Regions from separate parts of the Homo sapiens genome. Here region 1 is linked to region 2. Evidence: chromatin loops called from intact Hi-C (ENCODE). Cell type or tissue: heart left ventricle. All regions are shown on one strand. Each heading gives the region's core, and the rest is flanking DNA. Links, peaks and the distances in the headings are about the cores only. Region 1 has its middle 37 kb from the start of HCG9. Region 2 holds the start of LOC124900227 (small nucleolar RNA SNORA48).

Region 1 (11,849 bases), core at 1,249-9,248, 120 kb after region 2:
GCTCCCTTTGCTATTTGGCAGCCCATTCATGCACTGAAATCCCCACTGTGATATGTACCTAATCAACTAGCTCAGTATTCTAATTTTTGCTAGGATGTCTGCCTCCATGTTTCTGGGAGGTGAATCTGACCAGTGTGCTGAAGCAATTAGGTCCACAGTGGGTTCCTGTAGACTTTTCCAAATGTCTTTCCACATATCAGCTCCCCATAAGGATTTTTAAATTATATACCAATCATCTCAGGCCCTTTGGGCAAGCCAAATTGTAAGACCCTTAAGTACTGCCAGACTGTCTGTACAGAGAACTATAGGTGGTGGCTCACGGGTACAAACCAACCATGTAGCTTGGAGTTCTGCCCATTGACTGCTCTGTTGCATTCCCATCTCAAACCAGATACTGTCTGTGGTTGTGCAGCTACTACTGTCCATACACAGGGTTACCTTGGCTCAATGCATCTAAGTACCAAGCATTATCAGGAATGAGGGCCATGCCTTCATGTACCATTGGAGACATCTCCTGTGAGGGCTCCACAATAGGGGCAGCACTGGACTCATAATGTACTGGCCCTAAGATAGCATGCAGTTCATCTCTTAAGGGATGCATGGAGAAGGCACTATGTTGTTGCATGTATGCATGGCACTTTTGTAAAGTGGAAACTTGGGCAATAGCTGATACAGGCCTGGCAAACACTCCTACCCAGTCCTTGATAGGAAACCTGTTCTCCCTGGTACCAGGAAAGCAGCAGTTATGGATTCAACTTGTGGCAAGACCTTCTATATCCCCAGGACCTGTTATTCAACTGGGAAATAGCAGGTTTCAGTACCCTTCCATTAATTGTGACTAAAATTCTAAAGGAACTGCTTCCCTATGCTGGACTTTATATTTTCATCATCCAAAATTATAGTTTAGTTTTACCTTTAAAAATATGTTTTTTGTTCTCATTTGTTCCATAGGTTTCTCCTTGAAATTTATATTGTATGGTAAGGTTTCCTATTGTTTGCATTTTGTGGATTGCACGCCAAGGTGTGGTTTAATGTATTTCTATTACCTGTATTTTCTGTAAATTGGTAGTTTGGTATAGAGGTTTGTGTACATTCAGGGTTTTTTTTTTTCTGTAAGTATTGATGGTTCTGTAAAAGGAAAATAAAATCTTGGGGCCCCAAAATTACTAAGCTAAAGGGAAAAGTCAAGCTGGGAACTGCTTAGGGTAAACCTGCCTCCCATCTGTTCAGAGTCGCCCCTCTGCTCACTGAGATAAACACATGTCTGATTCCCTCATTTGGAAAGGCTAATCGGAAACTCAAAAGAATGCAACCATTTGTCTCTCATCTATCTGTGACCTGGAAGCCCCCTCCTTGCTTCGAGTTGTCCCGCCTTTCCAGACGGAATCAATCTTTAGCTTACATATGTTGATCACTGTCTCATGTCCCCTTAAAATGTATAAAACCAAGTTGTGCTCTGACCACCAAAGTTGTGCTGAGAAGTGACACCAAAGAACATGGTGGCATAAGAACTCCAAGGACCCCTCCCCTCCACAGCGGCAATGTGCTTGTTGAAACACCAGTATAAAAAAACTCGATGAGAGCTGTGATTGGATTTAGTGTTGATATATTTTTTGTAAATTGTGGTAAAACATGCATACTATATAATTTACCTTCTAACCATTTTTTCAGTGTACAATTTGGTGGCAGTAAGCACATTTACAATGTTGTGTAACCACCGCCAATATCCATTTCCAGAACATTTTCATCATCCCAAACAGAAACTGTACCCATTAAACCATAACTGCCCATTCTCCCTACCCCCAGCCCCTGGTAATCTCTATTCTATTTTCTGTTTCTATGAATTTGCTTATTCTAGCTACTTTATATAAGTAAAATATCATATTTGTTTTTATTTCTGGCTTATTTCACTTATAGTGTTTTCAAGGCTCATCCAATTAGAATTTCATTCACTTTTAAGGCTGAATAATATTCCATGCTTATGTGCACCGTGGGTTGTTTATCCAGTCATCCTCTGATGGACACTCGGTTGCTTCCACCTTTTGGATATTGGGTATAGTGCTGCTATGGGCCTGAGTGTACACATATCTGGGTGAGTTCCTGCTTTCAGTGCTTTTGGGTATGCCCAAAAGTGGAATTGTTGGCTCATATAGTAATTCTATTTTTACTTTCTTGAGGAATCACTATTCTGTTTTCCATGGTGGCTGCACCACTGTATACTCTCACCAGCAGTGTACAAGTGTTCCAGTTTCTCCATATCTTCACCAACACTTGGCCTAGTGAAGTTTACCATATTTTTATGTCCTTATTGGCATTCCTTTTTTTTTTTTTTTTGTGAAACAGAGTCTTGCTCTGTTGCCAGGCTGGAGTGCAGTGGCACAATCTCGGCTCGCTGTAACCTCCACTTCCCAGGTTCAAGTGATTCTCCTACCTCAGCCTCCTGAGTAGCTGGGACTACAGGTACCTGCCACCATGCCCAACTAATATTTGTATTTTTTTGGTACAGACGGGGTTTCACCATGTTGGCCGGGATGGTCTTGATCTCTTGACCTCGTGATCCGCCCACCTCGGCCTCCCAAAGTACTGGGATTACAGGCATGAGCCACCATGCCTGACCAGCATTCCTTATTTTTATGTCCTTATTGTATATCTTCTTTGGAGAATTGTCTATTCATGTCTTTTACTTATTTTTGAATGAGATTGTTTTGCTATTGTTGAATTGTAGTTCTTTACATATTCTGGATATTAATTCTTTATCAGATATGTGATTGGCAAATATTTCCTCCTGGTCTGTGCATTTTCTTTTGATTCTCTTAATAGTGTCCTTTGATGCAAAAAAGTTTTTAAATTTTGATGCATTCTAATTTGTCATTTTTCTTATATTACTTGTACTATTGGTCACCAGCCAAGAAACCACTACCAATTCTAATGTCCATAAGATTTTCCTCAGTATTTTCTTGAGGGTTTTACAGGTTCAATTCTTAAGATTAGTTCTTTGAGTCATTCTGACTTAATTTTTGAAAAGGGTGTAATGGAAGGACATGAATTTTTTCCAGCATCATTCTTTTGCATGTTGATATCCAGGTTTCCAGCACCATTTGTTGATGCACCATCTGTTGCAGTGGGGCTGACACATTTGTAAGATGCAGTGAGCATTAATACATGGGAGCACCATGCATTTATTTACCTGTCTTTACTTCACAGTTGTTTTGAGAAGGCTTTCACTGACAGACTCAACAGAAATGAATATATATGACTTCTTATAAAATCATATTCAAGTAAAATTATAAATTTTAAAATGTTAAGACTGGAGCAAGACTGGAACATCACTAGACAAGCTGAAACATAGGCTGAAATGAAGGGTTATGTTTACCTTGCTACAAATTCTGTTGGCCCACAATCTCTTATGCTTATTGCTTAAGAGAGCCACAGAGTGGGGTGATAGCTCACATAACCAGTCCCTGGTTTTCTGCTTCAGAAAGAAGTTTAAATATTCTGCTTAGACAGAGTAAGGAAATTAACTGAAAGATGTCTAATGTGAAGTTGGCATCTACAAAGTGAAGGAGTGAGTAGTAAGTGTAAACATCAGGAATCCCAGGAGATTCTATCTTTTTGCACGGAAATGGCCTCACTATGCACTGCTGAAGGGAGAAGGTCCCTTCAGGGGACCTTCATGATGAAGAAGAACACAATATGATATAGGAATTTTCTGCTGCAGCCCTAAACTGAATTGTCCTTCTCTCTAACTACAGGTCTCACAAAGTTTTATAGCTTCAATGATTTCACCTGGGCCAAGATTTTGGTTTTTTTTGATGTTATTTGTTTGAACTGCTGCCTGGGGCTTAGAAAAGTGACTTGGATATTTTGTCAAAATGGATTTTCTTTGATGGAATGTGAAATCCGTAAACACTCTGCTTTCCTGCTGTATCCCCAGAGCAGGTTGAGTACCTTGCACTTCTTCTCAGCACTTCGCTAGAAGTGGTAGAAGATTTGGAGTTAGGGCCTCCCTCAATCCCTACCCTTTCTTTAATTCAGAGGATCACAAACTGTTGGGAGAAGAGTGGTATCTTGGGCCTCTAGCTGATCTGATGAATATTAATATCCAATGTCCTGTAGTGAAGTCATGTGTGCGTGTAACATCACTTCTTCACGCAGTGTCATAGGAAAGTGGGTTCCTGGACCCCAGGTTAAGAGCCTAAGCACTAAAGGCACAGAGCTAGAGCTCTAGGAGGGGAGGGATGGCTGGGGTGGAACCTCGTCTTGTCATTTAGTCCTGGGGCCTTTTCACTCCTTACATGGTGGGTGGTGGGCGTCTGGCAGGTGCCGATGTTGATGGAGTCAAGGGAGGGAACTAGCCGGGACAGGGAAAAACAGGGTTGGAGAGATAATTAAGGTGGACGTTATTTTTTCTGAGCGTAAGTCGTGGCTGGAAATCTGGAGAGCCTGAAAGAGTATCCCCCTACCCAAACCTGTTTTTTCCTTTTCCCTCAAGCCTCATTTGGCCACAGGCCCAGTGTCAACACCAGGGGGCGCCACAGACCATGAAGGCACCGTGCAGCTGGGATTGTTTGTGGTCGGCTACTGGGTCCCTGACTTAACCAGGGGAGCCAAGACCCTGTAGCCAAGTGGCCTGGATTCAACCTGCAGCTCAGGTCTTACTGACACTTCTCCCCCTGGTGCCTCAGTTTCTTAATCTGTGAAATGGTGAGGACATTACAGCATTTACCTCTGGGGCGGGTTTCTCAACAGCAGCACTATTAACAATTTGGGACAGAGAATCTTGTGGAGTGGTCTGTCCTGTGCATTGTGGGAGGTTTGCCAGCAACACCCCACTCACCCCCTCCCACCAATCCCCATGTGACAACCGAAAATGTCCCAGGATTTTTAGGTCTCCCTTGGGTCTAGAAGCTGCACTTAGGCATTTTCCCACCTGACACTTGAGTTCATCTCTGCTTTGGTCCACATAAGGCCACTTTAAAAAAATGTTGTTTCTTTAAAGATTCTAACCATCTTTTAAACAAATCCATTTTCTTCCTCTATTTCTGCATTCAGTTAATCCTTCCAAACCCTTTGTTTAGTATATCTTGAAATGTATCAATTCCTGTTCTAGTAATTAACATATGTGACTTGCATGATATCTGCTATGACCCTTAGTAGAGCTCTGATTCCTTTAGCACAGGGAATGTGTTCTCGATTCTGCTCTGGATGATGTAAATCAATTTATTTTACTTTACTTGTCTGGGATGTTGCTCCTCATCTGTAAGATGTAAATGTGGATATGGCTTGGATTACTAAGTGGTTTTATTTCTTAATTCACCTGACATTTGTTGTGTGCCTGCTGCAAGTCAAATACATGGCATGGTATTGTTTCCTTGTTCACACCACAGCAAATGAGAAAATGAGACATTATAGCCAGGTGTGGCGGCACAGGCTTGTGGTCCTAGCTACTCGGAAGGCTGAGGCAGGAGAATTGCTCCAGCCCAGGAGTTTGAGGTTACAGTAAGGTATGATATCACCATTGCATTTCAACCTGGGCAACAGACCCTGTCTCTGAAAAAAGGGAAAAAGACCTTGTGAGCTGTCTACGTGTACTCTATGTCTCAGGAGACTCATATCCTGTAATTTTTCTAAATGGCGTCTCCATGTGGTCTTTCATGAATGTTTGTCTGGTATTCTCTATCCTTTTACTTTCAACTTTTCTTTACCTTCTACTGAAATTATGTCTTTTGTAAACAGCCCATGATTATTTATTTAGTTATTTATTTTTACCCCCCTGCACTATTTGTCTTGTAATTGGAGTGTCTGAGTCCATTATGTTTAATGTAATTATTGACCTCATTGGGTTTAAGTCTGTCCATTGTCATTTGCTGCCTTCTAATATTATCTCTTTCTTGCTCAACTATTTTTCTTATGTTACCTTCTTTAGATGAATAAAAACCTTTGCATTATTGTAGTCTTCTAAGTGTCCTAATTACACATTCTCTTATTATTTCTTTAATTATCTGAGAAAGCATAATGATCTGTGACTTATTATAACCAATAGCAGACCACAACTTCCCTGACTTTCACCTACCTGTGCCCACAGCCCAGGGGAGAATCAGTGCTCTGGCTCTGAGACACAGGGGTGGTGGGAGTAGGAGAGTGATTGGATGATGAATCTGTAGCTGCAGAGGCATCTGGGCCCCTCACCTGCATTCCTCATAGATGTCTCCTCCATTGAATGCCTGCGATGCCCTCTCCTCTGTGTACTCCTGCCAGAGTCTCCCTATCTCCACTGACAGCAGCTCCACCCTTCTGCTCACTCAGTCCAATACTGTGGGTGTCCTTGATTCTTCTTCTCACATCCATTAGCAAGTGCTGTGAGTCCATCTTCAAATTCATCCAGAATCCCTTCACTTCTCACTATTTCCCCTGCTCACACCCTAGTCAAGGTAAGCAACGTGTCCATCCTAGAATACTGTACTCCTTTCCCACCATTTTCCCCACTGCATCACTGGTTCCCCACCTCTCAATTCTGTTCTCAGCACAGCAGCCAGAAAGAAGCTTTCAAAGGATGAGCCCTACCATGTCCCACTTTTCAAAACTGTCCTCCCCATGTCATTCAGAGCAAAGGTCAACACCCTTCCCACACCCTTCAGGGCTACCTGCTCTAGCCACACCTTTGACCTCACTTCAGTTTCTCTGTGTCCAGCCCTTCTGGCCTCTTCCTCCTTCCAGGAACACAGACAATTTCCTGCCCTAGTGCATCTGCACTGAAGGTTCCCCTGCCTGAAAAGAACTTTCCCAGACATCCTTGTAGACAACTCCTCACATCCCTCAAATCTTTACTCCAAGGTCACATTTGCAACAAGGCCCATGCTGACCACCCAGCACAACAGCCACCTTCCTGTCCCCACAGCCCACCCTCTGGATCACCTGCCACACAGCACTTGCCACCTTCTAACTCAAGCATTTTCTGTTCCTACTCTGCTTATACTATATCTATCATCTGCCTACAGAGGTGTCCAATTTTTTGGCTTCCCTGGGCCAGTTGGGAAGAATAAGCATTGTCTTGAGCCACACATAAAATACACTAATGACAGCTGATGAGCAGAAAGAATAGAAAAAAGAAAAACATGTGCGTGCATAATTTTCATGATATTTGCTACCACAGATAAGCAAAAAAACTTCTTACATTCAAAGCTGTCCCGGGCCACACGCAGCCCGAGAGCTGCAGGTTGGACAAGCTTGCATCTAGAACGTATACACCACAAGGCCAGAAATTTTTCTGTTTTTACTTTAATGATGTTTTCTAAATGCAAAAACAGTCATATACCTAGCAGACAACAAATGTCAGTTGAATGAATGATCACTGTAGAGCACCTCTGTATTCTAAAGGCAATATCTTTATTAACGTAGCTAAAGAACAACATCATCTCACACCAACATCAGTGCTGCCAGTGCTTTTCTCACCAGGGCTGCTTGTGTGTCCTTCCCACCTCCTCCCACACCAACCCTCCTGCACACTGCAGCGCACAGCCATATTTTTCTGTTCAGGAAAGATAATCCTAGCCTTGTGGGTCCAATTTTCCAACCCCATATAAATCTAAATCAGACTCTGCTTTATAAATGCATGAGTTTGGATTGGAGCCAGCACTGGGATTACTACAACTCAGGCAGGAAGAAGAGTAGGAAAGCAGAAGAGGAGTTCCAACAGAAAGTTACCTACGATGAGAAACTATGGGACCCCTCCTCTCTGCAAATTTCAGAATCTGCTTCCTTTAAGAAGGCTGGGGAAAAAGATGGAAAATACAATCCAGGAAAGAGACCTGGAAGGAGGGCAAAAGATACAGGGGACTGAAAATTTGTCTCTTCATACCGGAAGGACTTCGATGTGTAGGGACCACCCTAGGTGACATCCAAGTCCCTGTGATCACAGGTCCTGGTGGGACAAGGTTCTACTGAAGGGCCAAGGACAGTGGAGCAGCAAAGATGACCCAGGTGAGCTGTGACCACATAAAGCCCATGGTGGCCTGAGCACACACTGGGCACAGCCCCATCTACTCTCCTCCCCTGCAACAAATCAGCACAAGAAACACGTGGACTCTGGAAGGTTCTCATGTCTTCCATTTATTTTGTCTCTCAAATTTTAGGAATCTTCTCCTTTAATTAACCCATCAACCCGTCATGGAAATAATTTGAAAAAAGTAAATTTATACTCAGATTCTAATTTTAATAGGGAAGTAAGAAGTTACAGCTCAGTGCACCATGAAGTTGAGACAGAGATGGAGACATCCCAGCACCACTTCTCTGGAACAGGAAAGGTGATCGGGGAAGGAATGTAGGTCAGTGTGGGGAACAGGGTCATGGTGGACACGGGTGTGGGCTGGTCTCCCCACCACCTCACATTATGCCTATAGGGACACAGACACATTCAGATGCCTTTGCAGAAAGAGAAGTCAGGGTTCTTGAAGTCACAAAGGGAAGGCATGAACAAATCTTGCCTCTCAGTCCCACACAAGGCAGCTGTCTCACACTATAGAAAAAATATTCATGAACAAATTCATATCACTCACAGTGAGGGGTCACACCTTCAACAGCCCATCATGTGCTGAATACATCCAAGTCAAAGAAACCCCATAGCACAGCTATATCCACTGTTACCCCAACAACCCACACACATCAGCCTCCCCAGGGTCTCACCTTTACAAGCCGTGAGAGACACATCAGAGCCCTGGGCACTTTGGCTGCCTGGGGTAGAACAAAAACAGAACCTGGTCAGATCCCACAGGAGATGTGGCTAGAGGAGGAATTGTGGGGTGGGTGAGCTCCCCCATGGGCTCCCAACCACAATATCCCAAGGATCTCAGGGATCAGCCTCCTTCATACTTACTTGCAGCCTGAGAGTAGCTCCCTCCTTTTCTATCTGCGGGAAGAAAACGTCCTGTGAGAGGCCAGGAAGGTAGCAGGGCCATGAGGTCCTAGAGGAACCTCCTAGTCTTGGAACCTTGAGAAGTTTCCAGAAATGTGTGACTGCAAACCAAGGGCAGGATCAGGAAAAACAAGGAAAGCAGATGTGGGTCCTGGACCAACTGCCCTCCTAAGGTCTGTCCTCAGCAGGGACCTTCCCCTGACCTGTGATTACTGGGGTCAGATCCCCATCACTACAATCATCAAGGTGAGAAATCTGTCCTTCATTGTCACAGGTGCTTACAAAAGAGTAAGTGCTGGCACACAGGGCCCAGGCTGGGTAGGCCCATGAATGTGGATGGTGCTTCCCGGTAACCAGGCAGAACACATTTCTACCTGGAGCTTGAAACCCCCAGTGGGACAAGAAAACTCAAACCCGACTCCTCACCCCTTCCCCACCTGAGCTCTTCTTCCTCCACATCACAGCAGTGACCACAGCTCCAGTGACCACAGCTCCAAGGAGAACCAGGCCAGCAATGATACCCACAATGGGGATGGTGGGCTGGGGAGAGGGCTCTGGGAAAGGAGGGGAATGTGAGGGTTCTGACCTCCAGGACCCAGCCCCGACCCTGCTAAAGGTCTCCAGAGGGGCTCCTGCTTTCCCTAAGAGACATGGCCGCCCCCATCTCTCTCCTTACCCCATCTCAGGATGAGGGGCTTGGGCAGCCCCTTGTGCTGCACATGGCATGTGTATCTCTGTTCCTCTCCAGAAGGCACTACCACAACCGCCCACTTCTGGAAGGTTCCATCCCCTGTGGGCCTGGTCTCCACGAGCTCCATGTCCTGGGTCTGGTCCTCCCCATCCCGCTGCCAGGTCAATGTGATCTCCGCAGGGTAGAAGCCCAGAACCCAGGACCTCGTTATGCCTCATGTTCAGAGAGGGGGGTGGGTCACGTGTGTCTTGGGGGGGGTCTGAAAGGAAGAGTCGGAAAACTCAGGCACTTTGCATTCCTCATGGGACACCCCAGCAGCGCCCATGTGACCATCCTGATGAATAGGACACCTGGGGTGGGGAAGGGAGCACAGAGCCCAGACACCAGCCTGGACACAGGCGCCTGGGATAATCTCCTATTCCTTGGAAAGTTCTAGTCTCTGAGCAGGGTAGCAGGGACTTCTGGTCCTGATCTGAGTGGAGGCCAAGGGACTCAGAGGAGCTGGAGTCAGACTCCGACACATTGAGTGTGAGGCAGAGAACAAGGCCCGGGAGGAAAAGTCCTGGTGCCCAAGGTTGCTGTGGGGTGAAAGGGGACCGCGGATCAGTCTTCCAGGGATTGTCTTCCCCTCCACTCCCTCAGAGACTTCATCCCTTAATTGTCCCAGGAAGAGCAGGGTGGGCCCTCAGAGTCAATCTCTGATACAGGATCTGGAAACCCAGGAGGATTCCTCTCCGTCAGGACAGGAGGGAGGGCGATATTCTGGTGGTGGTTCCATTTTCTTCCCCTCCTTGTGCGAGGCCAGCCCGGGAGATCTACAGGAGATCGAGCAGGCTCCCCATGGCCCCTGGTACCCGCGCGCTGCAGCGTCTCCTTCCCGTTCTCCAGGTGTCTGCGGAGCCACTCCATGCAGGTGCCCTCCAGGTAGGCTCTCCTTTGCTCAGCCACATTGGCCGCCTCATACTTGCGCTGGGTAATCTGAGCCGCGGTATCCGCGGCGGTCCAGGAGCGCAGGTCCTCGTTCAGGGCGATGTAATCCTTGCCGTCGTAGGCATACTGCTCATACCCGCGGAGGAGACGCCCGTCGGGCCCCAGGTCGCAGCCAAACATTCCCTGGAGGATGTGATACCCTGGCCCAGTTCCCGCGGTCAGCCCCGCCCACCGAGCCCTGGCCCGGCCCCTAGCAACCTGCGGAGATTTTGGCCTCAACTGAAGATGAAACCAGGTAAAGGCGCCTGGGGCTCTCCCGGGTCGAGGATCTCTGCAGGTCCCGCAGCCTCGGGGTCGATCTTGGACCCGGAGACTCAGGGGACCAGGGCCGTCCGTGAGGCATGGAGCGGGGAGTAAGTGATCTGCGCCCCGGGCCGGGGTCACTCACCCGCCTCGCTCTGGTTGTAGTAGCGGAGCAGGGTCCGCAGGTTCACTCGGTCAGTCTGTGCCTGGGCCTTGGCGCCCAGTGTCTGTAGGTCCCAATACTCCGGCCCCTCCTGCTCCACCCACCGCGCCCGCGTCTTCATCCTCAGACTCACGGCGTCACTGTCGACCCGCACGAACTGCGTGTCGTCCACGTAGCCCACGGCAATGAAGCTGGGCTCCCCGCGGCCCGGCCAGGAAACGGCGGTGCTGAAATACCTCATGGAGTGGGAGCCTGGGGGCGAGGAGGGGCTGAGACCCGCCCGACCCTCCTCCCGGCGCGGCTCCCCGGGTCCTGCGCCCCAGCCAGGTGGACCTTTCGCTCCTCACGGCAGAGGCCGTTTCCCTCCTGACCCCGCACTCACCCGCCCAGGTCTCGGCCAGGGCCAGGGTCCCCGAGAGCAGCAGGAGGAGGGTTCGGGGCGCCATGACCCCATCGTCGGCGTCTGGGGAGACTCCGAGTCCCGGTGGGTGCGTGGGGACTTTAGAACCGGGGCCGCGCGACGCTGATTGGCTTCCCTAGAAACCCGACACTCAGTGGGAGTGAGAACTGGGTCCGCGTCGTGAGTGTCCAGGAAGAAGGACCCGTCGCAGGCTGGGAGAGGGAGAAGAGAAACTCTGCGGAGATGGGGAATCCCCAATGCTGCACCTCCCCAGCCCATGCACCGCCTTCGGGGCCTGAGACCCTGAGAGCCATGCCTGGGGCTCTGGGACTTCGCCCTGACCCCGCTCCTCCTGTGACAAACGCTCTGTCTCAATGTTCCCTGAGTCTTGGTCCAGGAGCTGTCCGAGAAACCAGGAAGAAACCCTCAGCTTGGGCCCCGTCCCTCTCCT
Region 2 (11,849 bases), core at 744-8,743:
AACTTACCACATGGTTATGTTCTGATGAGTGTATCTTTTATTATTCATAATAAGCCCTTTTCAACCATACCAGGGTTTATGCTAATGAGGTGACTCTTGGAGGAAGAATGGGGGCTGGTTGGCAGAAGAACCATGTGATTAGAGGGTGGGATCTTTCTTTCTTTCTTTCTTTTTTTTTTTTTTTTTTTGAGACAGAGTTTCACTCTTGTTGCCCAAGCTGGAGAGCAACGGCACTATCTCAGCTCACTGCAACCTCTGCCTCCCAGGTTCCAGCGAATCTCCTGCCTCAGCCTCCCGAGTAGCTGGGATTACAGGTGCACACCACCATGCCCAGCTAATATTTTGTATTTTTAGTAGAGACGGGGTTTCACCATGTTGGCCAGGCTGGTCTCGAACTCCTGACCTCAGGTTACCTGCCTGCCTTGGCCTCCCAAAATGCTGGGATTACAGGCGTGAACCACCACGCCTGGCTGGTTGGAACTTTCAGTCTCACCTCTGACCTCTGGGGAGGGGAGAGGAGCCCAGGGACTGAGTTAATCACCAACAGCCAGTGATTTGATCAATCATACCTAAATAATGGAACCTCTGTAAGATCCTGAACAAAGAGGTTTGGAGAGATTCCAGGTTGGTGAGTGCATCCACATGCTGGGAGGGTGGCACATCCCACACTCCACCGGGGACAGAAGCTCCTGTGCTCAGGATCCTCCCAGAACTTGCCCTTCATCTGGCTGTGAAATTACCATGATCCTGGTGATTTCAAAGACTATGTACATGATCATTTAACACCAAGGCCTTTCAGTTCTTGTCCTGCTCACATCCAATGACCTTTGCTTTTGCCACCCACCCTAGTGGCCACTCTCTTGACCTTGTCAGGATTCAGATTTCACCACCTGAAATTATAAATGTAGGCATTGTACTCACTTATAGTTCTCTTCCTAAGGCATTTCCGACAATGTCTGTTTTTTAACCTTCAATCCTTGACCCCTCCACAATCTACGTTCCTGTCGTATCTCATGAAATAGTATAAGAAACAAAAATGTGGACAGATTAAGTAACCTGCCCAAGGCCACAGTGGTGTAAACATAGAGCTGGGATTCAGATCTGGGTGTCTCTTATCCCAGCCCATGGGCTTCATTACCATAAAATGTCATCTCTCTATATATACCTTTTCTTGCTCTTAGAAAGGATTCAGTAAAAGCTTGATAAATGGATGGATTAATGGACAGATGGAAAGATAGATTGATAATTAGATGTATGGATAGACAGATGAAGAAACAGCACTTTGTACCAACTTATAGTACTGACTATATAGTAACTTCTACTAGTTACTTAGGTACTTTTCTTGATTTTCCTACTGGTTTATTGAGCAACTTGAAGGCAGAAATCCACTGTATTTAACTAGCAGTAGCTTGAGAATGTTTCAAATGTAGAAACCATAAAAGGAAAGAAAGATAAATTCAGCCACATTAAAAAAGACCTGCATGGGGGAAAAAAAACCGTAAGTGCAATGTCAAGAGACAAATGACGAAATACCATTGGAAGAAGAAAAATATTTACAACTGCCATCAAAATCAAAGGGCTAATTACCTTTTATATACAGCTCTTGCAAATAAGAATTTATCAACTACCAAGAAGAAAATTGGGCAGAGGTATCTCAGCAGACATTTCATAGAAAAAGAAATACCAAATGTCTCTAAAGCATATTAAAAGATAATCTCAATCTCATGAAGAAAATACAAATTAAAATAACACTGACATACTATTTTTCCTATCAGATTGACAGAAATCCAAACATTTGGTAACACAGTGTTGGTAAGTGTGTGAGGAAATTGGCACTCCCATACACTGCTGATGGGAATGCCAATTAGTACTCCTCCTTTAGAGGAGTAGGAATTTGAGAATTTCCTCCAAGATTACAAATGTACATTCTCTTTGAGCCAGCAATTCTGATGTTAGAAATTTTACATATATATTCATGCATATGTGAAATAATATATGCATATACCTATTGCATCAATGTTTTAGAAACATTTGCTTCAAATTTTAGAAAAAAAACAAATGTTCATCAACGGAAGTTAAGCTAAATAAACTAGCTACATTCATACAATAGAACATTGTGCAGCCATTAGTAGGGGGTGGGGTGTGGAAGGGAACTTTTGCTATTGGAATAATCTCCAACATAAATTGATACATTAAAAAAAAAAAAGCTTGGCCAGGCATGGTGGCTCACGCCTGTAATCCCAACACTTTGGGAGGCCGAGACAGGTGGATCACGAGGTCAGGAGATCGAGACCATCCTGGCTAACATGGTGAAACCCTGTCTCATTAGCCGGGCATGGTGGCGGGTGCCTGTAGTCCCAGCTACTCGGGAGGCTGAAGTAGGAGAATGGCGTGAACCCGGGAGGTGGAGCTTGCAGTGAGCCGAGATTGCGCCACTGTACTCCAGCCTGGATGACAGAGCCAGACTCTGTCTCGAAAAAAAAAAAAAAAAAAGCTTAATGGTGCCCATCTCACATCAGACAGGAACAAAGCAACCCCCTGTTTATCCCAGCTTGGCTTCTGGTCTATGCCCATGCCTGGTTTATGCTTTGGACACATAGATTACTGATTTTAAAAAATAAAAATAAATTAAATTTAAAAGCAAGGTACAGAACAGTGTGTATAATATGCTATTATTTGCACAAATCGGGGAAGAATAAATATTCTTATTTGCTTTTTATGCAAAGAACATCTCTGGAAGAATATATCAATGAACTAGTAAAATTTGCTTCTGGAGAGAGAAACTAGATGTGTGGAAACCAGGGGCAAGAGGGAGACTTTTTCCTGTGTTTTTAAAATTTTGAGCCAGCAAATGTGCCATCTATCTAAACAATTACCTAAATTTTAAAATGTTTAAGAAGAGGATGGTCAGAATGAAAGGAATTCTGGACTAGTCAAAGAATCTGGATTATGGTCCTAATTGTGGAGATTTGTAGCTTCATGTTCAGGGGCAGCCACAACTTCAGCCTCCTTTACAAGAAAGTGGACAAAATGTCATAGCTGGAAATGGATGTGCTTCATAAACTACAAACTAATGCGCAACTGTCAGGGTCCTTATTTCCCTGAGTCAGCCTATTCGGCATAGCTCCTTGAATATATTAGGTGCTCAGTAACTGTTTTAAAGGAGTGATCTTATCTAATTTCTCATGCTTTAAAAATACTGGAGCCAAGAGTCAGGTGATTTTTGTCTTCTCTCTCTCCTTTATGACTCTTAATTGCCTCTGTTTTGACATTTCCCAGCAGGGAAGACCTAACTCCTACCTCTTTCACACAGCTGCTCCAAACCCTTCACATCAGTGGAAGCCCAGCTCAAGTCCCAGTTTCCTGAATGAAACTTTCCTAACAAGTCAGTCTTCATTCTGATGAATGGGGGCTGAGACCTAGCCCAGAGGTTGCTTGCCAAGCTGTGGGCTCTGGCTCAGGGCAGCAATGGCCCCAAGAAAGTGAACTGATCCATCCTAATTTTCACAAAGGTGTCAGAGGGGCCTGCAGGTTCTACATGGATCTCTCTTTCCTAAATCACCGTCTCATTTATTACCATTTGATTTTTGCCAACTTCCCTGGCTTTGGCTCACATTTAGCTTCATGAGGGATAGGACTATGTCTTTCTGTCTTTCCATACTCTCCTATGCCTATCCCAGGGCTGGGCACCCTAAACCACTCTCTAAGGGTCTCCAACTAAGTCCTAAACTCAAATCCCAGCGGTATTTTCTCAGTTCACATCCAAACTGATGACTCAAACTTTAGATCATCAGCAGTCCCCTCCTTAAAATTCTCCTCTCCACTGGCTCCTGGGTTCCCTCTCACTTATTTGATCATCCATAAAAGGAGATCTACTCTATCTTAGTGCAGCGAGGTGGAGCTACGTGGACTTCACAGGCGGAGTGTCCGGATTCAGATTCCCATTCTACCGATGCACAGTTGTTAGCACTATGCAGATCCTGTAACCTCCCTGAGGCCCGATGCCAGCTTGGTATTACTATCCCTATTGAGTTTAAACTTCTGTGCATTCTTAAGTGTTCCATCACCACCTCAAGTTCAATGTACCTTCGAATTATTCTTGCCTGGATTATCTGCCACCCTCCCCAGAACAGGCAATGAACAGGGTCATTCAGCTGTTTTCGGCAGCTGTCTCTTGATGGACAGTAGGTGGCGCTGTCTTTCAAGACAGGACACCATTTCGCTTCACCTCCGGAAGGTGGAGCATTGTTGCCAAGACTCTAGGGCACTGGCAACCGTCTTTTAAACGGTGGCTTAAAAACTGATAGCATAATTCCTCAGGGCAAGAAACATCTGGCTGTGGAAAGCTAGCCGTGAAATATGTAGACTGAAGATGGAAGGAAAGAGAAGGGAAGGGGAGCATAAAACTGTGTAAGAGGAAGAGGGGTGGCCCAGGAGAGAGACAGAGCCTGCAGGGCTGCAGAAGGCAGGTAACCAACAAGGAAAGTTTACCAGTGAGAAATGTCTTGGGCAGAAATAGTGAAGGAATGTTTAAGAACGGAAATGCCTAATACTGAAACTTAAGTTGTCTGCTCTGAGATTGTGTCCTCTGCTGAAACCTGTCCTTTAGACCAGCACTCAATACTTTTTATCCCTAGACTTCCAGGAATCAAGCAGTCAATCTGTCATGCACAGTGACCTGAATAAGAGGAAATTTAGAGAAATCTCAGGAAAGTTGCTATGCTCTATGTTTGATGAGGCAGTTCTCAGAAAAACAGGGTTGGGGAGGAGCAGGGGTTCAAGATCTCAGATTCAGGAGGCATGGGGGACTCAGCAGAGCCCTTGGGAGCTGCTGGTGAAAGAAATGAGTTATTGGTAGGAACCTCTGAATTCCACCCAGTCGCGTGGAGGAAACAACCTCCAATACAGCATGACCTCACTTAGAGTGTAAAAAGGTTAACTGGTAGAAGCAGACAGTATTAATACAATGGTGGTTACCAAAGTCTGGGCGTGGTGGGCATGGGGATGGGTTGGTCAAAGGATACAAAGTTTCAGTTACTTCAAGGAGGAATACTTCAAGAGATCTGTTGTACCTTCTGGTGATTTGTTAGTAATGGTACACTGTGTTCTTGAAAATTGCTGAGAGAGTAGATTTTAAGTGTTCTCACCACAAAACACGAAAACCAAATAAACAAAACTAAAACAGCCTGAAATGTATTGAGGCTATTAGGCATTCACCAGGTTGTTAAGGAATCCTTATTTCAAGTCCTACAAAACAGCTGATCTTGAGAAGCACAGCCAGATGGACCAGTGTGGACATTACATATGGCGAGGTTGTAGAAAGCAATGAATCCACCCCCAGTGGAATGCGTATGAGGGGCTGGTTTACAGTAAATACTTAACTGGACACACCTATTTCAACAAAAGGATAGGGTTACACAATCAGCCACTTCCCTATAATAGGGGAATTTATGAGCTTCCAACTCCAAACTGAGGCACAGGGAAGAATCAAAAAGGGTAAGCAAATGCAGAGAGTGATGTTCGGTGACACAGACAGTACGTCAGCCTGAAGTGGGACCCCAGCGGAGAGACTTCAGGGACAAGCCTGTTGCAGTCGTGAAGTGTGCAGAGGAAGCTCTGCCATTAAGTTCATCCCTTGCACTGGTTCTTTCCAAGACCCTGGAATTCCAAGCAATGTGTTCAATATGGTCATGCTAAGTGTTTTGTAAAATTTGCAAAAGTAACATATTTTAACCACGGTTAGGATTACTGTCTCCTTCCACGTCAACTTCCCTCTGTCACAGTTTCTCTTGTATCAGGTAGCATGTGGGGGTTCTAGCTAAGGGGAAATTAAGTTGGGATTACATTGTTTGAGATTACTAGGATATGTGGTTCATAAGCACTTTCATGTATAGTCAAGTTATTGCTACCCGTCTCAGTGTAGAAGTGGCTTACAGGAACCACCACCCACTGAGATAACTCACCTGACATCAGAGACTAAAGTGAAAGGTCAGAGATCTGTCACAATAAGAATGTGTGCTGTGACATGAGGCACCAGAAGTCTGTGGACAGTGAAGCCAATAAATCCTTTTAACCCCTAGATGTAGAAAATTATAAGCGTATTACTCAGTCTCATCAAAGTCTAGTCAAAATGGAAGCTCTCTTCTTTAGGAATATACTTATTAAATATGCATATACAATTATACATACATCATGAAATAAAATGATCTCTTGCATATTTGCACATGAAATTAATAGAAGTTATTCTGACATCAGAAAAGGAATTGGAAGAAGAAAAAAAGTTTGGTTCCAGCCAAAACCAGCAATTTATTGAAGGGAAGGGATACATTTTAAATAGAATAGATGCCTAGATTGTTTGACAATCACTTGATGAAGAATTAACCACATAAACACATTAAAACTTAAAAAACTTGTTGTTTTGGCATAAAATATTGACATCTACAAACAGTTTCATACTACACCTTTACAACAAGGACTTAACGAAAAACAGGCCAATGACTTTCAGCAACTTAAAAGAGTATTTAAGATTAGTCACTGCCCAAGAAAACTTGAAATGCCCTGAAATCTCAGGCTTACATAGGAAACTCTTCACAGAGGCTTCTCCAAAATTAATAGCACTAAAAATTTGCATATTATTACCAATAACGATTGTGAAATGGATATTAACTTTTCTAAACTTTCAATAAAAACTTTTTTTGCTTAACTATGCTAGACGAAATACCAAATTATTCATTCTCACCCAGGAAAATACATTACAAAAGTGTTGTCGAATGAAGAGGGAATCAAAAAATATAAATGGGAAAATATAGGGGTGGTTCAAGCAGTTATTAGAATTTTGGGGGGATTTTTTGATGTTTGTGATATGTCAGTTTTTAAACATTTATCATTTGCTGTCATTGTTTTTCCTCATTGTAAGTCATATTTGCTTTTATTCTTAATTTTGTCAAATTCTGTATCCTTTTTCTTTTCTTTCTTTCCTTTTTTTTTTAATTTTTTTATTTTGAGACGGAGTGTTGCTCTGTCGCCAGACCTGAGTGTAGTGGCAACGATCTTGGCTCACTGCCTCACTGCAACCTCCGCCTCCCTGGTTCAAGAGATTCTCCTGGCTCAGCCGCCCGAGTAGCTGGGATTACAGGCACATGCCACTATGCCCAGCTAATTTTTTGTATTTTTAGTGGAGACGAGGTTTCACCATGTTGGCCAGGATGGTCTCGATCTCCTGACCTCGTGATCCACCCACCTCGGCCACCCAAAGTACCGGGATTACAGGCGTGAGCCACCGTGCCCGGCTGTATCCTTTTTCTTGAAAAGACACAACACTGTGTAAGCTTTCAAGCCCCACAAACCTGGGCCATCTCCCCGCCCCAGGAGAGTTCTCCGGCAATGGGAGTGGCCCAGACAGGCTCCCCAGATAGGGTCGGTTTCCAACAGGAGCCCTAAGGGGAGCTGAACCGGAAAACAAGTCTGTTAGTAGCGCTGGTCCTACGTGTCAGGGCTCAGTGGATAGAGAAGGAACAGGTGAGAAGCAGAGCCCCCGCCCAGTCCCCAGCGGTCCCCTTGGGAGCTCTGCTCGTGACCGTCCCGAGGGGCTGCGGCTCCGGGGCTCGGGTCGTTTTGAGTTCCTATCTTTGCGGCGGCTCTAGAATTCCAGGGGCAAGGCTTGCGCTCTGTCGTTTGCAGAAGACCGTCGCCAACGGACATCTGGGCCCTCTGGTGTTTCCAGCCCCACCTCCTCCCAGCCTTTCTTGTAACTAACCTGATCGAATGTGTGAATTGGGATTTCTTTTAAAAGCCCACCTCAACTGAAATTGGGACAGTGTAATCAGGATTCCGCTCCCCCGCCTTCACCCCAATCGGTTGCTTTTCAAATACAGCTTTTCTAAAACGCCGCCAGGCACCCGGGCGTGAAGGCGCGCGTCCGGCGTTCCTGGGCGCTCACCCAGTGGTCCGCGCGCCAATCTCCCTAACGTTCCCCAACCACCGTCCGAGCTGCCCCACTCTTCGCCCGGTCACTGATGCAGAGGCTGTCAGGCCTCTCTGCGCACGAAACCCATCACAGCACCTGGGCCAGCAGCCAGTGCCGGGCTGTCCTCTTCCCACCCCAAGGCGGTCCTCTTGAGTCTTCACACCGCCTCCTTCGGATCCCTCCCCATCCTGAGGACTTCAGGTTGCCGGCTCCTCACTTGGGTCCTGCGCACCTCGGGCTTCTCACAGAGTAGCCGTCTCCATTCTACGGATAGGGAAACAGAGGACCAGAGCCCCGAAAGTCGTACGCCCCAAAGCCCCTGAGAGTGGTCTCCAAATGCTAGTGCTGTGGCTCTGGAAAGATTCATTTTATTTCCTGCAACAAAGGCAGCCTCAGAGAACTGGCCTCCGAGCCTTTTCCGTGCAGACCCCCAATCTTTCAAGACACCACAGACCAATTCAGTTGGCAAAAGCCCTAAGAACAGTACACCCCAAACCAATGGAATAAAAAAGTTTTGTTTAGTTGAGACTGCAGAACTCTTAGCTGGCTTACAGATTTCTAAGGCAGCATTTGGCACCTCTGTTTGCTGTTTGGCTCCTCTTTCGGCCTCTAGAGCTGACTGCAGCTCCAATCTCCTTGTCACATCCTGGTCTGCAAACTGAGACCTCACAGGGGCCTTTACACCGTAGGGCAACTCCTTATGCCGTTGTCACACTGAAGCTAGAATTCTCAAAGCTGGAGCACTTAGGTGTCTGCATTTTAGAGGTCCCAGCCTGAATATATGCACAAGCAGGGTTTTGTTTCTGAGCTCAGTGAAGAGGACTGCTGTGACTCCAGCTCTTCTGAAATATTAGATGTGTAAAATGCAAGATTCTCTTCCAGCCTTGACTGGAGGTGATGTGGCAATGTGTGTACGCAAGAAAAGTCCATGCAGACTTTATACAGACTTTACTACTACAGACAAGAGAATCTTTCTGAAAGCTAAGGCCCAGAGAAGAGCAAACTACTGAAAAACTAAGGCCTGCATCAGAAGGGCTTCTGCTTCCATTAATGGACTGAGTAATTCAGACCAAGCCTCCATTTGAAGACAACTAAAAATGCTGGGTAAAATATTTTTAAGTATCTTACTTAAATATTCAAAGGTTAGTGAGGAATTGCTGGGCCAAAATTTGGGAAAGGAAAGGAACATGGAGGTGAGCCTGCAACTGGGGTCGCTTCTGTTCTGGGAGCATTTGCTGAAGAGAGTTTAAGAATCCAAGCTGCATTTTTGGCAGCCTTTAAAGGCTTAAAGGGAGTAGAAATGGTGTCCCAGCCCAGAGAATCTCAAGTAACCATTGAACTTGTTCAAAGTGACTCTAAACTGCTAGTGTCAAAAACAATCATTCTGGGAAGAAGATAATAGCATCCTAGGCCTCAAATGCATCTAGCAAACAAGCAAAAATAATCAAGCCCCAGAGAGGCGAGATTGCCATAAGAAAAGCAGAAACAGGCCAGGTGCAGTGGCTCATGCTTGCCATACCAGCACTTTGGGAGGCTGAGGCTGGGGAATTACTTGAGCTCAAGAGTTCAAGACCAGCCTGCACAACATGGTGAAACTCCGTTTCTACAAAAAATGCAAAAGTCAGTTGGGTGTGGTGGTGCACACCTGTAGTCCCAGCTACTAGGGTGGCTGAAGTGGATGGACGGCTTGCGCTTGGGAAGCAGAGGTTGCAAAGAGCTGAGATCATGCCACTGTACTCCAGCCTGGGCCGTAGAGCCAGACCTTGTCTCAAAAAGAAAAGAAAAGAAAAAAAAACAAAAATAAAAACAGACAACAGAATCAGACCCATGGGGCTTCCAGACTCTGGGGTTATTGGGCATAGACTATATAACAATGTATATGCTATCTTCAAAAGGATAAAAGCTATGTGTGAAACATTTGGCAGAGAGCTAGAAATTATAGCAAGTGACGTAGCAGATTTTTTTTGGGGAAAAGGAAATCTAGATTGAGACAGTGATGGGCACTAGAATTATAAAGTCATGGAAACTCAAGTATGGTGGCTGTGTTGGTCAATCTGTGAGCTTAGAAAGAATTAAACGTGAGCGGCTATGTGACCACAGAGAGAAATGGAGAGAATAGCTTCCTATTTTTCAGTTGAGTTTTTTGCTACTACAAAATTATATAACCAAAAATAGATGATTTTAACTATGTAACTTAAAGGGTTATACATACACTTGGCTCAAAAAATAATATATTAAAAGGTATAGATTAAGTAGGACTGTGACCACCTTGCCCTTCTTCATTCATTCCACCTACCACTACCCCCGTCCCTGGCCCACCGGTACACACTTTTATTAGTTTTCTGCGTATCCTTTCAATGTTTCTTTATGTAAATAGAAGTTAAATACAACTATATATATTGGTATTTCTCCCCTTTATTAAGCAAAGTTTTGCATACTAAACACTGTTCTGTCACTTAACAATGTTGCCTAAAGATTGTTGTCATTGGAATATAGAGAGCCTGTATACAATGGCTGTTCAGTATGGCAACTGAAAAATTAGCTGTTTTGTGCCAGGTACCATGGTAAGTGCTGAGGATGTCAAGATGAAAAACTATGGCCATGGGTAAGAGCTTTTACCATTTTTTAAATTTGGAAAATTAAATTTAAAATTTTTTCCATTTTCCATTTTTCCCTTTTCCATTTTTTAAATTTGGAAAATTTTTCTAGAATTTGGCTTTGGGAGGGATTAGACTGCTACCCCTGGGTACCGCATCCCACTGCTTCCCGTCCTTCTGTAATGTGGACTCACTGGCATGGTTGGCCTGCGTTAGCTGGCTTTGTGCATTGGAGCAGCTGGATGCCAGCCCAGAAGTTTCTGACAGCCTGGGCCCAGCAGTTCTGTGCCCACTCTGGGCCAGAGCACACAGCTGTCTTGCAGGAGAGAAGGGAGTATCAGCCTTTTACTCCACAGACTCAGCAGAGGCTTGATTTCAGATGTGAGCTGACCTTGAGACAGGCCCAGTCTGACTCAGGGATCAACTTTAAGGTTCTGTCAGGTCTCTGTGGAGCTAATAAATGGAGTAGGGGACCATGGGGGCAAAGGGTAGGTCAGACAAACGGAAGGAGAGGCATCCTCATTTGGAACAAAAGCTGTCTGTTTTTAAAGCCCCCGTAAATGGTTCAATATTTTAAAAGTTTTTTATTTTTTAAAAAGCAATGTTTAAAAACACTCGGGTTAAAAACATTGACTAGGATATTTTACATAAATTAAATAGTGGAAGATTTGAATAAATGTTCTGTATAACTAAAATAGAGTTTCTTTTCTGAAGAGAACTTTGGACTTTCACCTATACCTGACACCTGGGCCATTGTTCTCTGATTAAAGGTGCAATTTTTATCTATAGGAAAGTCATAATTCAAGATCAAAAAAGGAGCCCTTTTACGATGTTTTAACAATACCCCACCCTTGTTCCCCCGCCCTCCACCACCCATCTACTCCCCAGGAATATCTTTTTTTTTCTTTTTTTTTTTTTTTTGGTGAGGAGTCTCACTCTGTCACCAGGCTGGAGTGCAGTGGTGCAATCTCGGCTCACTGCAACCTCTGCCTCCCAGGTTCAAGTGATTCTCCTGCCTCAGCTTCCCGAGTAACTGGGACTACAGGCATGCGCCACCACATCCAGCTAATTTTTGTATTTTAGTAGAGACAAGGTTTCACCATGTTGGCCAGGCTGGTCTTGAACCCCCTGACCTCAGGTGATCCACCCGCCTTGGCCTCCCAAAGTGCTGGGATTACAGGCATAAGCCACCACACCTGGCCCCCAGGAATATCCTATATTAAATACAGGAGTTGATAGGCAGGCTTATCTCTCATTCCCACCCACATCCATCCCTCCTCCCCACC

What was found. Peaks named below come from ENCODE experiments on the same cell type or tissue, not always from the same donor. Only the 100,000 strongest peaks of a DNase experiment are listed, where the experiment ranks them.
Region 1: it touches region 2 in a loop (9-fold over the local background); 5 of 110 quality-filtered maps call a loop at or near these places.

The regions. Positions count from the first base shown.
Region 1 is chr6:30,006,201-30,018,049 of GRCh38, reverse strand. It overlaps the pseudogene POLR1HASP and the pseudogene HLA-J. Among named protein-coding and RNA genes, the nearest start is that of HCG9, 37 kb to the right of the region's middle. In heart left ventricle, for the core only: a CTCF peak has its summit at 4,523 (motif pointing right); a DNase peak (open chromatin) is centred at 4,549; H3K27me3 peaks cover 33 bases.
Region 2 is chr6:30,123,556-30,135,404 of GRCh38, reverse strand. LOC124900227 (small nucleolar RNA SNORA48) reads left to right here and starts at 2,463; the gene lies at 2,463-2,600. In heart left ventricle, for the core only: a CTCF peak has its summit at 4,191 (motif pointing right); no DNase peak of the experiment used is centred there; H3K4me3 peaks cover 767 bases; H3K27me3 peaks cover 7,425 bases.